2 separate regions of the Mus musculus genome follow, and region 2 is linked to region 1. A link is a loop called in an ENCODE intact Hi-C map of the cell type or tissue named here. Cell type or tissue: left cerebral cortex. All regions are shown on one strand.

What was found. A loop is a pair of places that touch in the nucleus more often than their neighbours do. Peaks named below come from ENCODE experiments on the same cell type or tissue, not always from the same donor. Only the 100,000 strongest peaks of a DNase experiment are listed, where the experiment ranks them.
Region 2: it touches region 1 in a loop (2.5-fold over the local background); 9 of 42 quality-filtered maps call a loop at or near these places.

The regions. Positions count from the first base shown.
Region 1 is chr7:30,287,459-30,292,458 of GRCm38, forward strand. Clip3 (CAP-GLY domain containing linker protein 3) reads left to right here and starts at 4,237. Exons shown (of 14, transcript NM_001360763.1): 1 at 4,237-4,384; 2 at 4,697-4,908. The coding sequence starts at 4,743. It overlaps Thap8 (THAP domain containing 8), which reads left to right. Exons shown (of 3, transcript NR_144498.1): 3 at 2,075-2,779. It also overlaps the pseudogene Gm50588. In left cerebral cortex, CTCF peaks have their summits at 2,493 (motif pointing left) and 4,446 (motif pointing right); DNase peaks (open chromatin) are centred at 2,422 and 4,224; H3K4me3 peaks cover 1,223 bases; H3K27ac peaks cover 1,642 bases.
Region 2 is chr7:30,230,266-30,235,265 of GRCm38, forward strand. Tbcb (tubulin folding cofactor B) reads right to left here and starts at 1,932. Exons shown (of 6, transcript NM_025548.4): 1 at 1,315-1,932; 2 at 861-1,004. The coding sequence starts at 1,428. It overlaps Polr2i (polymerase (RNA) II (DNA directed) polypeptide I), which reads left to right and starts at 1,809. Exons shown (of 6, transcript NM_027259.1): 1 at 1,809-2,139; 2 at 2,217-2,271; 3 at 2,485-2,558; 4 at 2,642-2,716; 5 at 2,802-2,853; 6 at 3,020-3,122. The coding sequence starts at 2,081. The coding sequence ends at 3,082. Ovol3 (ovo like zinc finger 3) reads right to left here. Exons shown (of 4, transcript NM_001289817.1): 2 at 4,957-5,000; 3 at 4,070-4,271; 4 at 3,032-3,382. The coding sequence ends at 3,174. In left cerebral cortex, a CTCF peak has its summit at 2,801 (motif pointing right); DNase peaks (open chromatin) are centred at 1,651, 1,982, 2,736 and 3,425; H3K4me3 peaks cover 2,169 bases; H3K27ac peaks cover 1,682 bases.

The sequences.
Region 1 (5,000 bases):
CTGTAACTTGCTGTGTAGCCCAGGTTAGCCTCAAGCCTGCAATTCTCCTGCTTTTGCCTTCCGCATTCTGGAATTACAGCCGTATGTCACCACACCCCACCTCCTATGGTTTCTTTGTGTAAATATAAGCAAACTGGAATGCACATCCTTATTTCCCTTTGATATTTTAGTATTACTTTTAAAAATGTATGTATGTCCCGTGTGTGCATGTGCCCACAGAGGGCAAAAGAGAACATAGAATCCCCTGGAACCAGAGTTATAGGCAGGTGTGAGCCACCTGATGTGGGTGCTGGGAACTGAACTCCAGTCCTCCGCAAGAGCAGCAAATGCTCCAACCATCCCTACACACACACACACACACACACACACACACACACCAGGCAGAGTTCTGATTGTTGTTTCTTGCATAAAGACAGGATCTCATTATGTAACCCTGTCTGATCTGAAACTTGTTATATGAAACAAGCTGACCTCCAACTCACAAATCTGCTTCCCGCCTGCTGAGGTTAAAGGTGTGCACCACTACCACCTACTAGTTTTCCGTTTCTGGTGTCATTTCTCTTCTATCTGCCATTATTTAATACTTAAAGTTGATCCATTTGAAGAAAAACATTAAAGAAACGTGTGTGGAAAGCCTTGTGAAGATCTTTGTAGATGAGTGCTTGTGTAAATGATCTTGTGCTGGGTAGCAAACTACCTCCATTTCTACTGATAAACATTTACTGCCTCAGAGGTTGTAGCAGCTGCTGCAGGATGAACCTGCCAGGACTCAGTCGTGTGGAAAGCAGGAGGCTGAGCGCACAATCCTCTTGCCTCAGCCTCCTACATGCTGGGATCACAGGAGCGCCACCAAATCCACGCTAACACTACAGAAACCAATACAGTAGCCATTCTTAGAAATATTGGTCTCCCTTTCTCTCAATGTGTGTGTGTGTGTGTTGCTGTGGGCGTGGGCTTAAGACCCCCACCCTAGCTGCCTGGAAGCTTCCAATAAAGCCCTGCAGATGAAGGTGTAGAACTCTCAGCTCCTCCTGCACCATGCCTGCCTGGATGCTGCCATGCTCCCGTGTTGATGATAATGGACTGAACCTCTGACTCTGTATGCCAGCCTCAATTAGATGCTGTTTATGAGTTGCCTTGGTCATGGTGTCTCTGTACAGCAGTAAAATCCTAACTAAGACACCCAGTTTCCTTAATGCTGGGCTTATGTGTTCCGCCATGTCCAGCTGTAGGTGGATGTTTCTTGGATGTGTGTGTGAGTGTGCATGCACATATACACACAGATTATATTGCGGAAGAATCCCTGTTGTATAGATAAGAAGGAAGTGTTTTCCCTTGGCTTCAGACTCTCATATCCTATATATCAAATTTTATAAACTTCTCTCTCAAAGTCATGCACAGGAACAGAATTGGAGGCTGGCAGTGGACAGCCACGATAGAACCCAGCTGGAAGAAGGAGGAATCAAGTTGGGATGAGAGGAGCAGGGGAGATGATTGATAATGGAGCCCCCAAAATAGGATGTGCACATTGGAGAGCCAGCCTGGGTGGGAGGCATGAACCTGGAGCCATGCTCAGGGCCCTTGGGTATGAATATCCTCAGGTCAGGGGATATGGGAAACTGTAGCACGCATCCACCATGTTGCAAGTTCCCCTGAAGGATGGTCCAGGCTGTAGGCCTGTCTGCAGCACATGGGCAGTGAGCACTGGGTGTCCAGCTGCCCCTAGTACTTGAGCAAGTGAGCATTCCACACCCTCCTGCTTCCAATGGCGATGGGGAGTTCACTCCCTGCAGCCTGATGCGGTATCCTCCACCGTCTCCAGGGCATCAACTGACAAGGTAAGGAGGTCCCTGCAGAGACTGATCCCAGCCTTCTCCACTAGGGAATAACCATAGAATCTGGGCTCCAGCCCCCACCCACCAAGGCAAGCCCCTCTTCGATTCTGCCCCTCAGTCTTCCCCTCTAAGGGAGGTCCCTGTAGAAGCTGACCCCAGCCCTTAACACCCAGAGGAATGCCCCTGGGAGCACTGACTGCTCTGATGTTCTAACCCCTCCCTTCCATCCTGTCTTCCAGAACCAAGAACCAGGAACACCAAGAAGCCTGAGGCACTACCCTTTCCTCCTGGACAGGAAGTTTCCCCTGCGCCCCTGGAGCCCAGCCACACAGCCTCTGGCTCAGTATATTTCATGGTGCTGGGACCTCCATCTCTGGGGAGACCCTGAGGCAGCAGCCGCTATTGTCCTTCCTACTTGCTTCCACAGTGCCAGGGCTTGGAGCCCCTGACCAACACCAGGCTACTCATGGGGTGCCGAAACAACGAGTTCACAGGTTCAGAGACACCAAGAGCAGCACCGGGCACAGCTGTGAGCTTTGGAACAGCTGGTGTGGCAGCTGTACTGGGAGAGCCTGCTGGCCTGCGCACACAAGCGTCCATTGTACTGTCTGAGAGCCTCTGGGACTGGCAACCAGGACACTGGCTCCACCTGCAGGGTCTCTGCTTTAAACCAGGGTCCAGTGTTAAAGAGCCTTCTGTATCTGTGGGGGTGTAGGAGTGGCCTTGCAGTAGAGGGCTTGCCTATAAGAGCCACCCCCCACCCCACCCCGAGTTCCATCCAGCACCCGCCAACCAAAATAGGCCTGTAATCCTGTAATCCTACCAAGAGGAAGGCAGGGGCAGGAGAATGACAGCAAGTTCAAGGCTAGCTTAGGCCATTTGCAACCGTGTCACAAATGAGCAGGCCTGCTAACACCTGTTGTGGGGTGACACAGCCTCAAACCATGCCTGCCTTTGAGTTCATGTCTGCTTGAGAAGAAGGTGAACTAGTTAACTAATAAACCAAATCACTCCGAGCCAATCAAGACTGAAGGAGAGGGGCTGACAGCAGTGTGTCTGTGACACGTGGGTGGAGAGGGAGCCTGTCTGGAGGGCACTTGGGCCAGGGTAAGAGCAACTCTGCAGAGCCCCTACCATCTGGGCCATCACAGTGAGGACGGCTGGATTGCCCTAGAGAACACCTAAGGGGGTGGGTACAATTTTTATAAAGAGCAAAGATGTCACTGAAAAGGTACTTATGGGTAAAATACTAAGAGGGAAGGGAGGGAACCATCCAGGTGTCTGTGGGAAGAGTTCCTAGGCAGAAGAGACTGTGAGGATGTGGTACAGATGTAGTGAAGTGAACTAAGTGGATCCTAAGGGAAGGTGAAGATGGAGAGGTGACAGGCAAGGTCATGTAGGGACATGGTGGGCTATGGTGGACCACACTGGAGAGTGTGTGTGTGAGGAGGAAGAGGAGGAAGAGGAAGAGAAAGAAGAGGAAGAGGAGGTGGAGGAGGAAGCGATTGTAATTGGTTCTTGCTATGTTGCCCAGGTTGGCTCTGGATCCAAGGCCTCCGTCTTCAGCCTCCTAAGTGCCAGGGTTGTAGGCCTGTACCATACCTACTAACACTGGCTATTGCTGGGGTTGGTGTCAGGCAAGCAAATGTGTCTGAGTCCAGCAAGGTCCAGAGGCAGAGCTTGTTATTACGGCACCAGTTCAGCCAGGCTGAGGACAGAGAGAATAGAGGAGGCTGAGGCTGGTCCAGGCAGGGAGAGGCAGGATAAAATTCTGGAACTATCTCGAAGAGGAAATTCCCAGTCTGCCCATTAGAAGGAAGAGGTGGAAGGCCGAAGCCACGGTGATTTGTGGTGTAATAGATAAGGCCAGGCAGGTGTGAGGCTGAGGTGGCCCTGAGCTAGAAGTGATACATATTTTTAGAGATGGCACCCAGAGACCGTTGGTCACCTCTCTACACTACCGCAACCACAAAGCTTGGTTCAAGTACCACCATCCTTGAGCAGGTGGCTAACCTTTCTGTCCTGGGTGATGAGGGTAAGAGTGAAGAGAAAAATGTGGCCCTCCCTTTACGTGGGACGTGGGATGAGCATAGAAGGAGTAGGACTGAAGTTTACAAAGGGCTGACACAGTACCAGACTCACCACTGCTAAACACGACCTGGTTTGCTAAGTGGAGGAAAACACCCGTTCCCACCCATGTCTTTTTAGTCCTTCTGTCTACCTCATCCTGTTCCAACTCTATGTTTGTCACATCCTTCCAGGGGACTATCTCCCATTCCTCTGGAGATCCCGAGTGTCTAGCCCCTTCCCGTGGCCTCCAGCGTCTGCCTCAGCGCTCTGTCTCCCAGCTTCTCCTCCCCCGCGTCTTGTCACTGCGCATGCTCCGCCAGCGCCCCTCCTTCTCCATCCCCATCCCCCGCCAGCGTCTGGGCCTCGTCCCCTTCTCTCTGTCTCCCTCTCGTCCCCCATCTCGTCCCCCGACACTGACACCCCGATACTCCTGAACTCTCTTCAGTCCCAGCCTTGCTCTCCAATCGGCGCCATCTGAGGTAAGATGGGAGGCTGGGGAGAAGGGGAGGGGCGAAGCATCCTGCATCCCTAGATAAACAAACCCCGGGAGGGGGCGGCCGAGACCCAGGGGCCTGGCACCCGAAGAGAAGAATGGGAGGCTGGGCCTGAGAGAAGTGGCAGGCATTGGGGCCCATATCCCTGGGCCTTCTAACGAGTAACGGGGATCCCTTTGGTTGCCCAAATCCAGAGCTGGGGACTAGGGGGCCGCCCGTGGCTCTTGAAGGGGCTTGGACCCCCGCGCTGTGGGGAGCCCTCTCATGCTGACCTATATCTTAAGGGTTTGCCTCCAGGCCACCCCCCCAACTTTGCACAGGCCCCCAAGGGCTACAGAGGACCATGACTAAGACGGATCCTGCCCCAATGGCCCCTCCGCCCCGAGGGGAGGAGGAAGAGGAGGAGGAAGAAGACGAACCAGTTCCAGAAGCCCCCAGCCCCACCCAGGAGCGCCGGCAGAAGCCAGTTGTGCACCCCTCAGCACCTGCTCCGCTCCCCAAAGACTACGGTAACCACTGTCCCCACCCTAGAATCTAGTCTGGAGCTTTAGGTGATGGTGGGTGGCTTGGCTGAGCTGTGTTGATGGTGATGATGGGGGCA
Region 2 (5,000 bases), 57 kb before region 1:
GAATTGTTCTCTCTTCCCTTTGCGTGGGTCCAGGGACTAAACTCAAGTTGACAGCCTCCATGACCAGCCTCTGACTTTTTTTTTTTTTTTTTTTTTTGTTGTTGTTGTTGTTGTTTTTCGAGACAGGATTTCTCTGTATAGCCCTGGCTGTCCTGGAACTCACTTTGTAGACCAGGCTGTCCTCGAACTCAGAAATCCGCCTGCCTCTGCCTCCCAAGTGCTGGGATTAAAGGCGTGTGCCACCTTTTTAGTTTTTCATTTTTAACAGAGTCCCACTGCTTCTCTTAGGCTTGCCTCCTAACTCCTCCTGAATGCTGAGATTACAGGTGTGTTGGGCCCACCATAGGCCACGGTGGTGGATGACACCTTCAGTAAAGATTTGGAAAAAGGAATGGACAGAGTTTAGCAGGGAGGGAATGAGTAGGGAAGGTGGGGAGAGGCTGAGGGCAGAATGATGTGAGCTGATACACACAGAGGCCTTCTGTGTTCTTGCTGCTCTCAATCGGGCCAGAACTTGATGGCTCACCTCAGTTCTTTACAGTGTTATACTTTTGTCCTCTCCATGGAACATTCTCTAGATATCAGCTCAAATACCCATTCCTCAAGGAAGCCTCTTCAGATATCCCCAGGTAAAGCCTGGTACCTCTGATGAATTTCCCGTGAGCTCCCTCCCCCTAAGCCAGTTCAGACAACTCTGGTTTGTCACTGTCTACTGAATGTCTGCTTCTGACCAGGCTGAACTGGGGCTTCCATGTGGCTAGAGCCTATACTGGTTATCACACTGGGCAAAACATGGTATTTGTTGAAGAAATAAATTAGTGAATGAATGTGGGGCGGGTCCCGGGAAAGGGTGTCCTCACATGGATGCGACAGCCGTCATCCACAGGATAGGAGCCCAGCAGTGCATCCTCCTGATCCAACTTGCTGTAGAACTTGTCGTCTGCTCCATATAGCTCCAGTTCCATGCAGGAAGCAGGGCTGCCCACCACCAGCTCCAGTTTACACTGCAGTAAAGAGGCAAGATGAGGAGAAAGGCTGTCAGAGGCCTCATCTTCAGACTTTGATCAACAAACAAGTTCCAAAAAGACCCACCTTGGACCAGTTCCTTCTGGACCCGCCCCCTCGGCTCTCTGGAGTGTCTGATTTTTCCCGGGTCCTGCCCCTACTCGGTGGACTCTGTTCTCCGGGGCTCCCAGGCCTGGGAGGCTGGCTGTCAGTCTCTGCAACCTTCCCTCCAGGTTCGCCCACTAGTTTTCAGCCCCCTACTCCCTTTTCTTTGCCCCGCCCCTCCGGACCCCGCCCCCACGGCCACACCTTGAACTCTGCGATGGTGAGGCTACGACTGTATCGCTTCTCCGAACGGAAGCTGTTGAGGGAGCTGCTGATGAAAACCATCACGGTGGGCGCCGATATCCCCGTCACCTCCATCTCGCTGCGCCCCGGAGTGGCCCGCGGTGCGGTTCAGCCGTCTCACACCGGCTCCGCAGTGGCCGCCGCTGCTTCTGGGATATAGGTCCCGCCCCTTGTTCTGGAGCTGACCAATGCAAGTTCTCCACCTAACATGGCCAGCCAATCGCTGCTGTTCTTTCTCCACGGACAGGCGGATTCTCGGGTACGTCCAACCAATCCCGAGAGGCCTTCCGTGCACGGGAAGCAGGAGAGGAGGGCGGGAGGAGGCCGAAGCCGGGAAGAATGGCTGGAGTTGTCCCGGTCCGCCGAGTGTAAGTTCGGCGCATGTGCACTGGCCTTGGGCCAAGAAGAGAGCAGCGGATTCTCTCGTTCACGCTCAGCGCCTTGCGGATGACATCGCGCATCATAGTCCCAGCCCTTGTCCTAGATCCATTCCACTCGGAGTTGGGAAGCAGGTTCCGAAATCGGGAGTGAGTAGCAGAGGGTATCAAAGGATCGACGCAAGCCGTCAGCCAGACATCCATAAAAAAAAAAATAAAAAAAATAAAAAAATAAGGAACCCGCGCATGCGCGCAGCATCGCCCTAGTTTGGTGCAGCTTCGGTGTGCGACCCTTCCCGCGTTCCGTAGCGCGCCCGCGCAAGCGCAGAAGGCTCAGCAGCCCAGTCGCTATGGAACCCGACGGGACGTACGAGCCTGGCTTCGTGGGTATTCGGTTCTGCCAGGAATGGTGAGGCCCGGGCAGTAGGTGTGGGAAGGCAGTGAGGACTGGCTCCAGGGCTGACCTCTGACCTCCCCTCCCCACAGTAATAACATGCTGTACCCCAAGGAGGACAAGGAAAATCGCATTCTGCTGTACGCGGTGAGTACCGGCAACCCTCTCGCCCGCGGGTTCACGCCTTCCCTGCGCGCTCCCTGCTGGCTCCCCCACGCTTTCGCCTCTTGACTACCCCTCAGCACACCCTCTCTCCCATGTTGTCCATGCCCTCCTTGGGAACACCCTGCCTTCCTGTCCAGTCTTGTTGGAGATCTGATCTGTTTGTGACACTCCTCCCACATGCTCTCCCGTCTGCAGTGCCGGAATTGCGATTACCAGCAGGAAGCCGACAACAGCTGCATCTACGTCAACAAAATCACGCACGAAGTGGAGTGAGTGGCGGGACCTCGCTTGGGGCACGGGTCACCTCTTAGGACACCCGGCCTGACCGCTAATTACTTCCCTATGCCTGCAGCGAGCTGACCCAGATCATCGCAGACGTGTCCCAGGACCCCACGTTGCCCCGGACGGAGGACCACCCGTGCCAGAAGTGAGTACGCAGCTGGCATAGGGAAAGAGGAGTGGCTGTGCACAGAGAGGTCTTTCGCGGTTTAGTAACTGAACCATTCCCTCAGGTGTGGCCACAAGGAGGCAGTGTTCTTTCAGTCACACAGTGCCCGAGCTGAGGTGAGTGGCGGCTGGGTGCTTGGGGGGGTAGGGGTGGGGGGGACACGCCAGTTTTGGGTTGATCCTGTTTACTCAAATCAAGATTGGGAAAGTTTCTTTGATCGTTTCTTTTGGTCCTCACACTATCCTCTGGGTCCAGACCCTGACTGAACGTTCTTATTGCTAGGACGCCATGCGCCTGTACTATGTTTGCACTGCCCCACACTGCGGCCACCGCTGGACTGAGTGATCGTTCCTTCTTCCACCTGTAATAAATGCCAGTTTCTACACTAGTGTTTCCCGTGTTTATTTCTCTCGTGGGTAGGGAGCAGCCAGTCTTATCAGGTCGTGCGGTGTAGGGTGCGGTGCTGCGCATAAGCATCCGGCCGAGAGCTGGTGAAGCCACAGTCTTCACACACGTGCAGCTTCTCCCTGCGCTCCCGGTAAGCGTAGCTGGCTGGCTGCCCGTGCACCTTGGCAAGGTGAGCTTCCAGGGAACAGCGCTGGGTGAAAGCTTTCCCACAGGCTCCGCAGCGGAATGGCCGTATTCCTGTTAAGATGAGCAGAGAGGGCGATGGCGGCCTTGGAGCGTAGGCTTCTGGCCTTGCCACTCCCTATCTTTATTCCTAGCTAGGCAGACACTTATGTTTGTGGTCCACTAGCCATCTGCTACTTCTGCTTAAGGCAACAGGAGCCAGGCCATGTGTCTCCTCCATCCCTCAACAGGAAGCGTCTTGTGAGAGAGGGAGGGACTCTTAGCTACTTGCCTGCTCTCAATCTGGAACCTGGAAATATATCATATGGATTTATTGTGAGACAAGGTCTCACAGTGTAGCCCTGGCTGGCCTGGAACTCAGAGATCTGCCTTCCTCTGCCCAGAAGTGCTGGGATTAAAGGCAAGTACCAAAAGCCTGGCTTATTTGGGGTGTCTGTGTACGTGTGTGTTTGCTCACAAACGTATGCATGCACAAATGCTATGGTCCAAGTTTCGGGGTCAGAAAATAATTTGCAGGAATCTTATACCACCTGGATCCTGGGAATTTAACTCAGTTATGAGAGTTGCCAGCAATGGCCTTACCCACTGAGCAATCTGGCTGGAACACTATGTCTCCTTACCTGTGCCCCTATTGTATATCTGATCCCTGGAAACCCCATACCCCATGCGTCTGCCTCTGTCATTCCATCACCATCACTATCTGGCGTCCAGAAGACGCTCTTTGTTCCTGCTGTTGCTTACCAGTGTGAGTCCTCATGTGACGCTTGAGATCGAAGGCATCGTGAAAGCCTTTACCACAATAGTGGCACACGTGGCGCCTCGCTGGGCTGTGGCATTTGAGGTGCCGAGTCAGCATGCGTTGCAGCGGGAAGGCCTTGGGGCAGAGTGGGCAGCCAAGTGTCCCGGGGCCCTTGGGAGCAGAGGTCAGTGTCCCCTGTGAGGACTGCCAGAGGGTGTAAGGGTTAGTATGGCCAGCTGGATCTTGTTCAGTCTTTGCTACTCTGTAGTTGTGTGCCCAGAGTGAAGGGCAGCTGTGAGTAGTGGGGACAGCTGCAACCCTCTCTCCAAACCAAATCCATCAATCTGACCATTATGTCCCTCCATACCCAAGAACACGCTTTGCTAATACAAGCTTTCCTAGTTTTATTCTCTGCCTCTAGCTCCTACCAGGAAGACGCTCTGTGAGGAAATGGATGTCTGTCCCTCCTGCCGTACACTCACTCATACAGAAGTGGCCTCACACACTGAGTTCTGACTAGTATTGTTCTTCCTTTCAAAGTCCGCAGTTAACCTACTCCTGGGAAGTTAAGGAAACAGAGCCCCCACCCCTGACTGTTTATCCAGTGTTCTGACATAAATCACCTTCTACTTAGTTTTTGGAATCCTCTTCGCACCCACTGAACACAGATCCCTGGAGCAGGGCCTTACAGCTGCCCACCTACCTCAGGAATAGGGGTCTTAACTGAGACTGGGTTGAGCTGGGTCCTGGGAAGGGAACGGGATGCCAAGTAAAGAACAATACTCGGGGCTGGAGAGATGTTACAGAGGACCTGGATGGAGTAAGGGCAGCCAGCTTCCTGTGCACGAGTGGAAAGCCATCCCATCTTAGTTGCCAGCTGCAGACTCACCACTGCCCAGGTGTCTCTCAGACCAGAAGATCTGTGTGCTGGTG